2 separate regions of the Homo sapiens genome follow, and region 1 is linked to region 2. Evidence: chromatin contacts called from ENCODE Hi-C or POLR2A ChIA-PET data. All regions are on one chromosome and are shown on one strand. Each heading gives the region's core, a stretch centred on a gene start or an enhancer-like site at or near the end of the contact. The rest is flanking DNA. Distances are from core to core; before and after follow the strand shown. Region 1 overlaps CDK5RAP2 (CDK5 regulatory subunit associated protein 2). Region 2 has its middle 20 kb from the start of MIR147A.

Evidence for each region. A loop is a pair of places that touch in the nucleus more often than their neighbours do. ChIA-PET counts read pairs that join two places held with the same protein, here RNA polymerase II (POLR2A). Pooled maps may share reads with other maps.
Region 1: a loop to region 2 is called in a map of gastrocnemius medialis, with 6 times the contacts of the local background. The contact joins two enhancer-like sites. A Hi-C loop is called at or near these places in 1 of 168 maps with a recorded cell type or tissue (gastrocnemius medialis) and 5 of 50 pooled maps. POLR2A ChIA-PET finds 5 or more read pairs at or near these places in 2 of 52 experiments (HEK293 and WTC11).

The regions. Positions count from the first base shown.
Region 1 is chr9:120,475,256-120,479,934 of GRCh38, forward strand. CDK5RAP2 (CDK5 regulatory subunit associated protein 2) reads right to left here. Exons shown (of 38, transcript NM_018249.6): 15 at 2,095-2,195. Among named protein-coding and RNA genes, the nearest start is that of CDK5RAP2, 100 kb to the right of the region's middle. Within about 2 kb of position 2,361, at least 7 of the 41 ENCODE cell types and tissues checked have a DNase peak (open chromatin) inside an H3K27ac peak, as active enhancers do; they include gastrocnemius medialis, where a contact is called at or near this core.
Region 2 is chr9:120,263,018-120,267,917 of GRCh38, forward strand. No RefSeq gene overlaps it. Among named protein-coding and RNA genes, the nearest start is that of MIR147A, 20 kb to the left of the region's middle. Within about 2 kb of position 2,959, at least 3 of the 41 ENCODE cell types and tissues checked have a DNase peak (open chromatin) inside an H3K27ac peak, as active enhancers do; they include gastrocnemius medialis, where a contact is called at or near this core.

The DNA.
Region 1 (4,679 bases), core at 1,111-3,610, 210 kb after region 2:
TGTCTCCCACTGAATGTATTACAAGTCTGAAGATGAACAGGAAGCCTTTTAAGAAACCTTGTTAGTCCCGGTTAGTCTTTGTTAGTCCGAGTTAGCCCTGACCCGCCTCAGTCCCATCCAAGTTTTCATTCATTAAGAAAGAGCCTGTGAAACTTGGGAGCCCCTCATGAAGCTGAGAAGACTCAGGAGCAACCATATCCACCCACAAGGCCTCTCAGTACCCAGAATCAACCTGGCTCCTACCCAGAGAAGCTGCGCAATTGAAATGAAATGTGTCCACTCCCTCTGTGAGTTTCCACACGACTCAACCCCCAGTGCCCCCCACTGCTCGCTCCCACCGCCCACCTCCCCCAACACCACTTGCCAAGTGAAAATGACCAGCAGCTGAGGTTTCTTGAAAAAACTCACTTTCAGAGAGTGACGCCTACTCCCAGAATTTCAGCAGCATGTTTTCATTTTCCCTAAACTCATTTCCTATGAAAAAATCTGGAAATTATCTCATAATTTAGAAGATCAACATGGCAGGGAGGGGCATTCCTGCACAGAACATTTCCCAAATGCCTACTCTGTACCAGGCCCTGGGGAGCAGAGACAGTAAGGTGGGACCCCTGCCCTGAGGGAGCTCCAACACAGGTGAGGAGGCAGAGCAGGCACAGACGGCTACAGAAGGTGACCTCCCCACGCAGGGCAGAAACACAGAGAGGCAACTGTTTTGGGGATTAGCTGGGCTGCCTGACAAATGTAACATTCAAGCTAAATTCTAAAGGACTGGGAGGAGACAAAGTAGGGGAAAGGTTGGGAATAGAAGGGTAGGAAACACAGGTGAAGGTACAGGCAGGAACACACAGCCCAGGGAACGATAAAGAGCTCACTATGGTAAGAGCAGAGGACATATGAGAGGGAGAAATGAGGGGTGATTCTTTTTTAACTTTTCATTATAGAAAATTTTAGACATATACAAAAGGAAAAAAAAAAAACTACTGTAATGAACCTCTCCCCCATCTACACATACCCCAGCCCCAACAATCAGAGAGCCAGGGCCAATCTTGTTCTTTTGATATTCCCACCCACGTCCTCAGCTTCTGCACTGTTTGGAAATGAATCCCAGACATCATATCCTTTCAGCTGTACCCATCCCACTGTGTAGAGAGAGGTGACCAACACTTGTAATCCCAGCACTTTGGGAGGCGGAGGTGGGTGGATCCTGAGGTCAGGAGATCAAGACCATCCTGGCTAACATGGTGAAACACCATCTCTACTAAAAATGCAAAAAATTAGCCGGGCGTGGTGGTATGTGCCTGTAGTCCCAACTACTTGGGAGGCTGAGGCAGGAGAATCGCTTGAACCCGGGAGGCGGAGGTTGCAGTGAGCCGAGATCCTGCCACTGCACTCCAGCCTGGGCAACAGAGCAAGACTCCATCTCAAAAAAAAAAAAAAAAAGGACTTCTCAATTCTGAGAAGTCCCTGAGGCCAACCCTGTGTGTACAGACACATGGACAGAGGCCCAGAGCAGCACTTGCCTGTGGACACAGAGCTAGAAAGTGGGAGAGTCAGGGCTAGAACAAGGCCTCTATCCTAGAGTTGGCTCTCCCCACCACACCTTGCTGGCAGCAACTCATTTCAGCAATTCTGCAGAGATAGGGAGACTTGCTTGAGTCCCAGGGTTCTGTCACTTGACATCTGTGTGACTTTGAGCAAGTCACTTACCCTATCTTAGTTTTCATGACCTTATAGAAAACACAGGGATAGCATTATTATTACTTCACAGAAAGGCTGTGAGGATCATATGAGATAATACACATAGAAGCACTTTCTAAATATATAATAAAGTATTTTTAAAACCTGAGTAATCATGATTTTAAAACCTGAGTAATCAATTTTGTTGCCAAAAATCAGACAATTCTTGATAGAAAACAGGTATATGTGACTATCAAATAGGGCAGTCGCCACCCAAGCTTTATAAGCTCCATAAGCAAACTGGCAGGGCTTTGCTGCCTTAGAGATCAGCACTGATTGAAAGGGTGTGTGCGTGTATGCGCGTGCATGTGTGTGTGTTCGCATTCACATGTGTGATGTCCAGACAGAAACGCTTACCTGTCTGATTCCTGCAGAGATTTGACCAGATGGGTATAGATGTCCTGCTCTTTCTTTAAGACCTGAATCAGCTCTTCATAGTCTGATGATTGTTTCTTTTCCTGGAAATGACAATGGGCATTTGACATTAAGGAAAGAATTTTGAAAGAGTACATCCTTATATTATGCAAACATATGTAGCTAGTCCCAGTTTTTAAAATCAAACGAAGGTGAGAGAGGCCCTGTGCCTGGCTCTGGCTCAGGCCACAGTCAGAGAGCACCACCTTCAGGAGGAGTGGGGAATGACTGCCCATCACTCATCCCAGAACAAAGCAGAGAGCTGAGCTTCCAATACTGCTTCCAACAGCTGCTAGGAAGACGCACCAGCTATGGGATTAGCCCATCATGAGTCTGTCATCCCTCAGAGCTGCTGTTCATCGTTTTTAAAACACTACAAAAAAAATATCTTTCCATATTCACTGTTGCTCCAAAGAAGAGAAATTCACAAACCAAAACCTGGCAAGTACTGGGGACTAGGGATTTAGTTACAGTCAAGTAGAAGAGGTCAACTGAGGTATTCTTGGGAGGCATCCAGAACACAGTGATGATGAAGAAATCTGAGTTGGATCTCTGCCACTTACTGGAGGTATGATCTTGGGTAAGTAGCTTAACAAAACTCTATGAGCTTCAGTCTCCTCATTTATGAAATGTGGATGTCATTTTATGAATTCACATTCACAAATGTGAAATTTTTTAATGTTCAAAATTTGGTTCTGCCACCTACCAGTTCTGAGACTCTGGGAAGTTACTTACTAGGAGCCTTGGTATTCTCACCTGTAAAACTGGTGGACAATTACCACTGCCTTATGGAGTTACAGAGCAGATGAAAGATAAATTGCATACTGTAAGGAACCAGGGATACCTGGAGAAATGGCTGATTCCCGTATTAGGACAAGGAAAATCAGGAACAATAAAAGATATGTGTATAGCATTTTATTGTGCCAAAAAATGAGGAAGTGCTTATAGAACAGTGGTTGCCAGGGGCTGGAGGGATGAGGATATGGGAGATGTTGGTGAAAGGGAACAAAGTTTTAGTTACGCAAGATGAATAAATTCCAGAGATGTAATATACAGCATGATGACTATATGTAACAATACCCTGGCCAGGCACAGCGGCTCACACCTATAATCCCAGCTCTGTGGGAGGCCAAGGCGGGAAAATCACTTGAGGCCCGGAGTTCAAGACCAGCCTGGGCAACATAGTGAGACCCCCGCCTCTACAAAAAAGTAAAAGATAAAAACATTCGCTGGATATGGTGGCATGCACCTATAGTCCCAGCTATTTGGGAGGCTAAGACAGGAGGATCCCTTGAGCCCAGAAGTTTGAGACTGCAATGAGCTAGGATCATACCACTGCACTGAAGCCTGGGCAACAGAGCAAGACCCTGAAATAACAAACAAACAAACAAAAAATACTGTATTTTACACTTGAAATGTGCCAGGAGGGTAGATTTTAGGTTTTTTCATCACACAAAAAAAGGTAACAATGTGAGATGATCGATATGCCAATTAATTTGATTATGGTGATCATTTCACAATGTATATATATATCCAAATATCTAGTGTACCTTAAATACATGCAATTTTAATTTGTCAATTATAACTCAAAGCTGAAAAAATTTTTAAAGAAATGCTTAAATAATGATGGAATGTTGTCAAAAGGACACACAGACCCAGTTTGGAAAGGCTCCCACAAGCCAAATCTGGGATGATTTGAGCATTGAAATAATGAGTAATGGTTTATAACCCACTGATAATAACTGATAGTAACAGATTATAACCCACCAAATAAAACAGGAATTCATAAATCCATATTGATATGAATAGGAGGGAAAAAGAGTAGGTTTTTCTTTATAGAAAAATGATGATGACTAATAAATGTAAAAAGAATAATGGAATTAGAAAAATCACCCTTCGCCAACCATCACAGTAATAAATAATTCAGCCAAGAAACACAAAAGGATGCTAAAACTAGTAGGTAAAAGTCAAGATGTTTACATAGACTCAAAACACCTCCCCCAAAATACTTATTAAATACAAAGGGAAAAAAGCATAACTAGACAGTCAAGACACCTGGCAGACACTATCTTGATAAAGTTATCAAAGTTAGCATGGCCAGTAATGGGGCAAATCCAACTGTGTACCATCAGACAGGACACAATGAGAAGAACATAGCATCGCTACTGTGATATTCCTGCCAAAGATGCATAAACTGAATCTAATCAGCAAGAAAACACCAGACAAACAACCCAAACTGAAGGGACATTCTATGGTATAACTGGCCCAGGCACTTCAAAAGTGTCAAGGTTATGAAAGTCAAGGAAAGATTTTAGAACTGTTCCAAACTAAAGACTAAAGAATCAAGACTATTAAATGCAAGGCATGATCCTGAATAGGATCCTTTCACTACAAAGGGTGTTATTGAGACAACTGATGAAATTCAAATGAGTCTGAGGATTAGAAGGTAGCAATGAAGGAAATCAGTCCAGGCTAATTTCCTGGTTGTAGTGGCTGGGCTGAGGTTATACAGGAGAATGTTCCTGTTT
Region 2 (4,900 bases), core at 1,709-4,208:
ACAGAGAGGTTAAATCATTTGCCCAACGTCACACAGCTGCTAAGTAGCAGAAGCAGGACGCTTCCCAGGCAGTTTGAATTCACCAACATGTTGTGCTGCTTCTCAGAACCCATGCGTATAGGTCTTGACTCCATCTGAACACCAGCCCCAGTGTGCCCTGCCAGCTGTGCTCTGAGAGAAGGAAGCTGCCCTTCAAAAATGGCACAGCAAAAGCAAGGTGCAGGCTTATGCAAGGTGAGACACAAACAGCGGCCAAAACCTCCTTATCCTGGAATCCATCTCTGCTGGCCATTTAATATTCCTGCCACAACAGGCATCTTCTTGGCTAACAGCAGTAAGCTCCCTTTTATTTGAATGATAGTTGGGTGGAATTGCCGCTTTTGCCTTCTAAAAATGCTTAAAAGAAAAGCACATCCACATATCTGGGTGGAAGGGAATTAATCAGCTATTAAGTTTTACCTGGCTACACATTAGTGTCATCTGGGGAGCTGTGAAAATTCCTGATGCCCAGGCAGCACCCCGAACAAATTACATCAGAATCTTCGGGGTGGAAGAGGTATCACTATTTTTTAAAGCTCCCTAGGCAATTCCAACATGGAGCCAAGTTTGAGAACCACTACTCCAGACCCAATTTCTTAGCAGGCAGACCACAATTTGAGACACTGGTGAAAAGTTAAATCACTATTTGGCTATTTGTGCTCAGTGCCCAGATGAAGAAGAAAACCATAAAATCTTCCCGGAAGAAGCAACACTTGATTTGGGCTATGAAGACAAACTAAATCTGGAGAGGCAGAGGCGACCAGGAGGACCTCTCCTAGGCCCTGAAGTCTGCTCCCCTCTTCTGGAACACAGCCTCCCCTTCTAATTTCTTCCTTCCTCTTCCCTGCTTCCCCATGTCCCCCAGGAATAAGCAGAGCACTCCAGACAAATGTGATATTGAATGAAGAACATATGTCCTGCGTGCATTTAAAGAGCATTTCTCTTCCTCCTCACCAGTCTCATCAGGAAATAAGTTCCCTCCGCTTTCACATTTTGGGGACGAGCAGATGGCAAAAGTTTTGATTCAGGAATAATGTCCATTTGAATGGCCCACGCTCAGGGGCCCCTGACTGTAATCAAAGGACCATCACAGACATGCAATCTGGACTATTTAAAAGTCCTTATTGCATCCAAAACTGAAATTTTTTCCTATCCCCACCCCCAGCCCAGCTTCTCCTGCGTCCCCATCTCAGTAAATGAATCCCCCATCAGCCCAGCCAGAAAGTTGGGCAGCAGCCCTCACTCTCCCCACTCACCCTGTGTATTCTTCCTCCCACGTGTGTTTTTTTTTTCCATAGCTTTAGGGGTATAAGTGGTTCTTGGTTCCATGGATAAATTGTACAATGTTGAAATCCGGGCTTTTAGTATACCTGTCACCCAAAGAGTGTACATTGTACCCAAGAGGTGATTTTTTTATCCCTTGCCCACCTCGTATCCTCCCCTATTCTGAGTGTCCAATGTCCATTATACCATTCTGTATGCCTTTGCATGCCCATAGCTTAGCTCCCACTTAGAAGTGAGAACATCACATGTGTCTTGACTCATCCTCTTCTATCCAGCCCCTACCATGGCCACAGTGGATGGAGCTCAGGCCTCCCCATGTATCCCAGGGATTATACCCTGGCCTCCTCACAGCCCTCCTTTCCTACTGGTCCCTCTTCCACCAGCACCTGTTGCACATTGTGGCCTCAGAACTTTCTATTAATAGAAGGCACAAATGACCAAGACATGGCCCTGCTTAACAACCTCTGATGGCTTCATGCTGCCATAGCCATGCTTCCAGCTGCATCACTTCACATTTTCACATTGAAAATGGCAGCATTTGTCCAGCACACTGGAGAAAACAGTTGAGCTCCTCACTGCTACAAGTAGCCAACCCTGAAGGTCCCATTGGTCAACCCCATGCTGGAGGGGTGTGGAATCTCAGCACCGTGACAAGCCATTCACAACTTACTAACTGGTAAGCATAGACCTACAGCCATGGATCCTAAACATGTGTGACCACAAAAATTGTCAGGGACTTTTTTGAAAATACAGATCTCTTAGGCCTCCCCTAGCCACCACTCCTCTGCCACTCACCCTCTAGTTCAGAGTCTCATAAAGACAGGCTCCTTTCCTTAAGAGCACGTATCTCATTGGTAATTACACACTCAAATGTATCAGCATTTACATGCATTCTACCTCACTTATTAAGCCATAAGCTCCAATAGCCCCACTGTATCGACAATCGTCCTAGCCCAGATCAAATGCTGCTTCTTTCAGGAAGCCTTCAGGGATCTCTACATTCCGGTACCCCAGACTTATCACCTTCATCAGGCATATGTGATGAACACTGAGCATATGTGGCAATGTCTGGCATATAGTGTATGCTCAAAAAATATCTTGGATGGATGGATGCATGGATGGATGGAAGGAAGGAAGGAAAATGGAGAGAAGGATGAATGAACTGATGGATGGATGGATGGATGGATGGAAAATGGAGGAAAGGATGAATGAACAGATGGATGAATGGAGGCATGGATGCATGGATTCATGTATGGATGGATAGATGGGTGGATGGATGGACAATTAGATGTTTCACTGAATAAATAGAAGATTAGATGAAGGATGGATGCTAGATGAATCTTGGCCCTGCTGACCTCTCCAGATTTATCTCCCACTATTTCCACCAGACATGCTAAAAGCTCACAAAATTGAAAAATGTCATGGCTGTGTTCCTACATGACTTTGTCCTTTTAAAAAAGGAGCTGTTTTGCCATTTGAACAGGGGTTTCTGCTCAAAGGAAACACAAGCTTCTGGAGAGAACAGAAAAAGGTGTGTCAGAAAAGCCATTTCCCTAAGAGGCAGCACTGATGCCAAGAATAGCAGCTGTGTAGGCTTACACACTCTCCCTCAGCTGCCTGGGGAAACGGCATCAACACCCAGGGAGAAGGTCAACGATAGCTCTATTATTAAGCACGTTTCATCATCAGACATGGGACGCCAAGCCGAGAGAAGGGTTGTCAGTCTACTCCAATAACTCTGGCTGGACCTGGCAAAGGCTCAAGGAGAGCTATGTGGAACCCAGGATAACAGCAGTAACAATAGCTACATTCCTGCTGAGCATTCACTACGTGGGAGGCACCTTGCTGAGAACTTTATGCAGGGTATCTCCTTTAATCCTCACCAAATCTAGGCTGTAGGAGCCACACCCTCTTTTTTTTTTTGTTTTTTTTTTTTGAGACGGAGTTTCACTCTTGTCACCCAGTCTGGAGTGCAGTGGCACAATCTCAGCTCACTGCAACCTCCACCTTCCTGGTTCAAGTAATTCTCCTGCCTCAGCTTCCCGAGTAACTGAGATTACAAGCGCCTGCCACCACGCCCAGCTAATTTTTGTATTTTTAGTAGAGATGGGGTTTCGCCATGTTGGCCAGGCTGGTCTCAAACTCCTGACCTCAGGTGATACATCCACCTCGGCCTCCCAAAGTGCTGAGATTACAGGTGTGAGCCACCACACCACACACTCTGTTTCTTATCCATAAAGTGAGCATGATGCTATTGCCTGTTTCATGGAGTTATGAGGATAAAATGAATCAATATAAGACATTTAAATGCTTAAAACACAGTCTATGCACATAGAAGCATTCATTAGTTGTTAGCTATTATCATTATTATTAACTCCATTTAACAAATGAAGAAACTGAGGCTCAGATAAGTTGCATAGTAACCAAGCAGCAAAGTTAGGATCTAAACCCGTCTGTTTAGTCAAAGCCCACATTTCTAACCATCAGGCATTGCCTAGCTCCAATGCCCTGGATATGTGATTTCACCTCAGGTGAAATCACATCTCTGCACCACCAAAATGCTGAATCTTGTTCCTCTAGGTTCAGCTCTTCCATTCAGTAAATATTCTCAGAATGATTGTGGCATACCAGCATCAGAAGGATGCGTAAATGGATCAGACGCAGTCTCCACCTTCAGACTGCTACTGCCTATGGTAGAAAGACCTGCATATAAGTATTAAGGTACAAAGTAGAAAGGGAGTTGCTTTGATTGGGTACCTGCCATGTGCTGGGCCAAGATCTTCCTCATTTCCATCTAACTCTGTGAGGCAGTGTTATCACCCCCATTTTATAGATGTGGGAACTGCTGCCCAGAGAGGTTAAATTGCCTTCTCAAGGTTGCATAGTAAGGGTTTCCATTCCTGAGTTACTTCACTTAGAATAATAGTCTCTAATCTCATCTGAGTCATTGGAAATGCTGTTAATTCATTCCTTTTTATGGCTAAGTAGTATTCCATTGTATCTACATACCAGAGTTTCTTTATCCACTCATTGATTGATGGGCTGGTTTGGTTCCACAATTTTGCTATTGTGAATTGTGCTGCTATAAATATGCGTGTGCTGATATATGGAAGCTAAGCTATGAGGACACAAAGGCATAAGAATGATACAATGGACTTTGGGGACTTGGGTGGAAGAATGCAAGGAGGCAAAGGATAAAAGACAACAAATATGGTGCAGTATATACTATTCAGGTGATGGGTGCACCAGGTTCTCACGAATCTCCACTAAAGAATTTTCTTATCTAACCAATAGCACCTGTACCCCAATAACTTATGGAAAAATAAAACTTTTTTAAAAAAGGTTGCATAGTGAGAAATAAATCTGGTGGGGTTTTTTTTTGGTTTTTTGTTTGTTTGTTTTCTGATTTCAAACTTTATTTCAAAACTATGATGATCAACATGTATGATACTGGCATAAAAACAGACACATAGACAAATGGAACAGAACTGAGAGCGCAGAAATAAAACCACATCTATGTGATCAATTAATATTTGAAAAGGTGCCAAGAATATACACTGAGGAAAGGACAGTATCT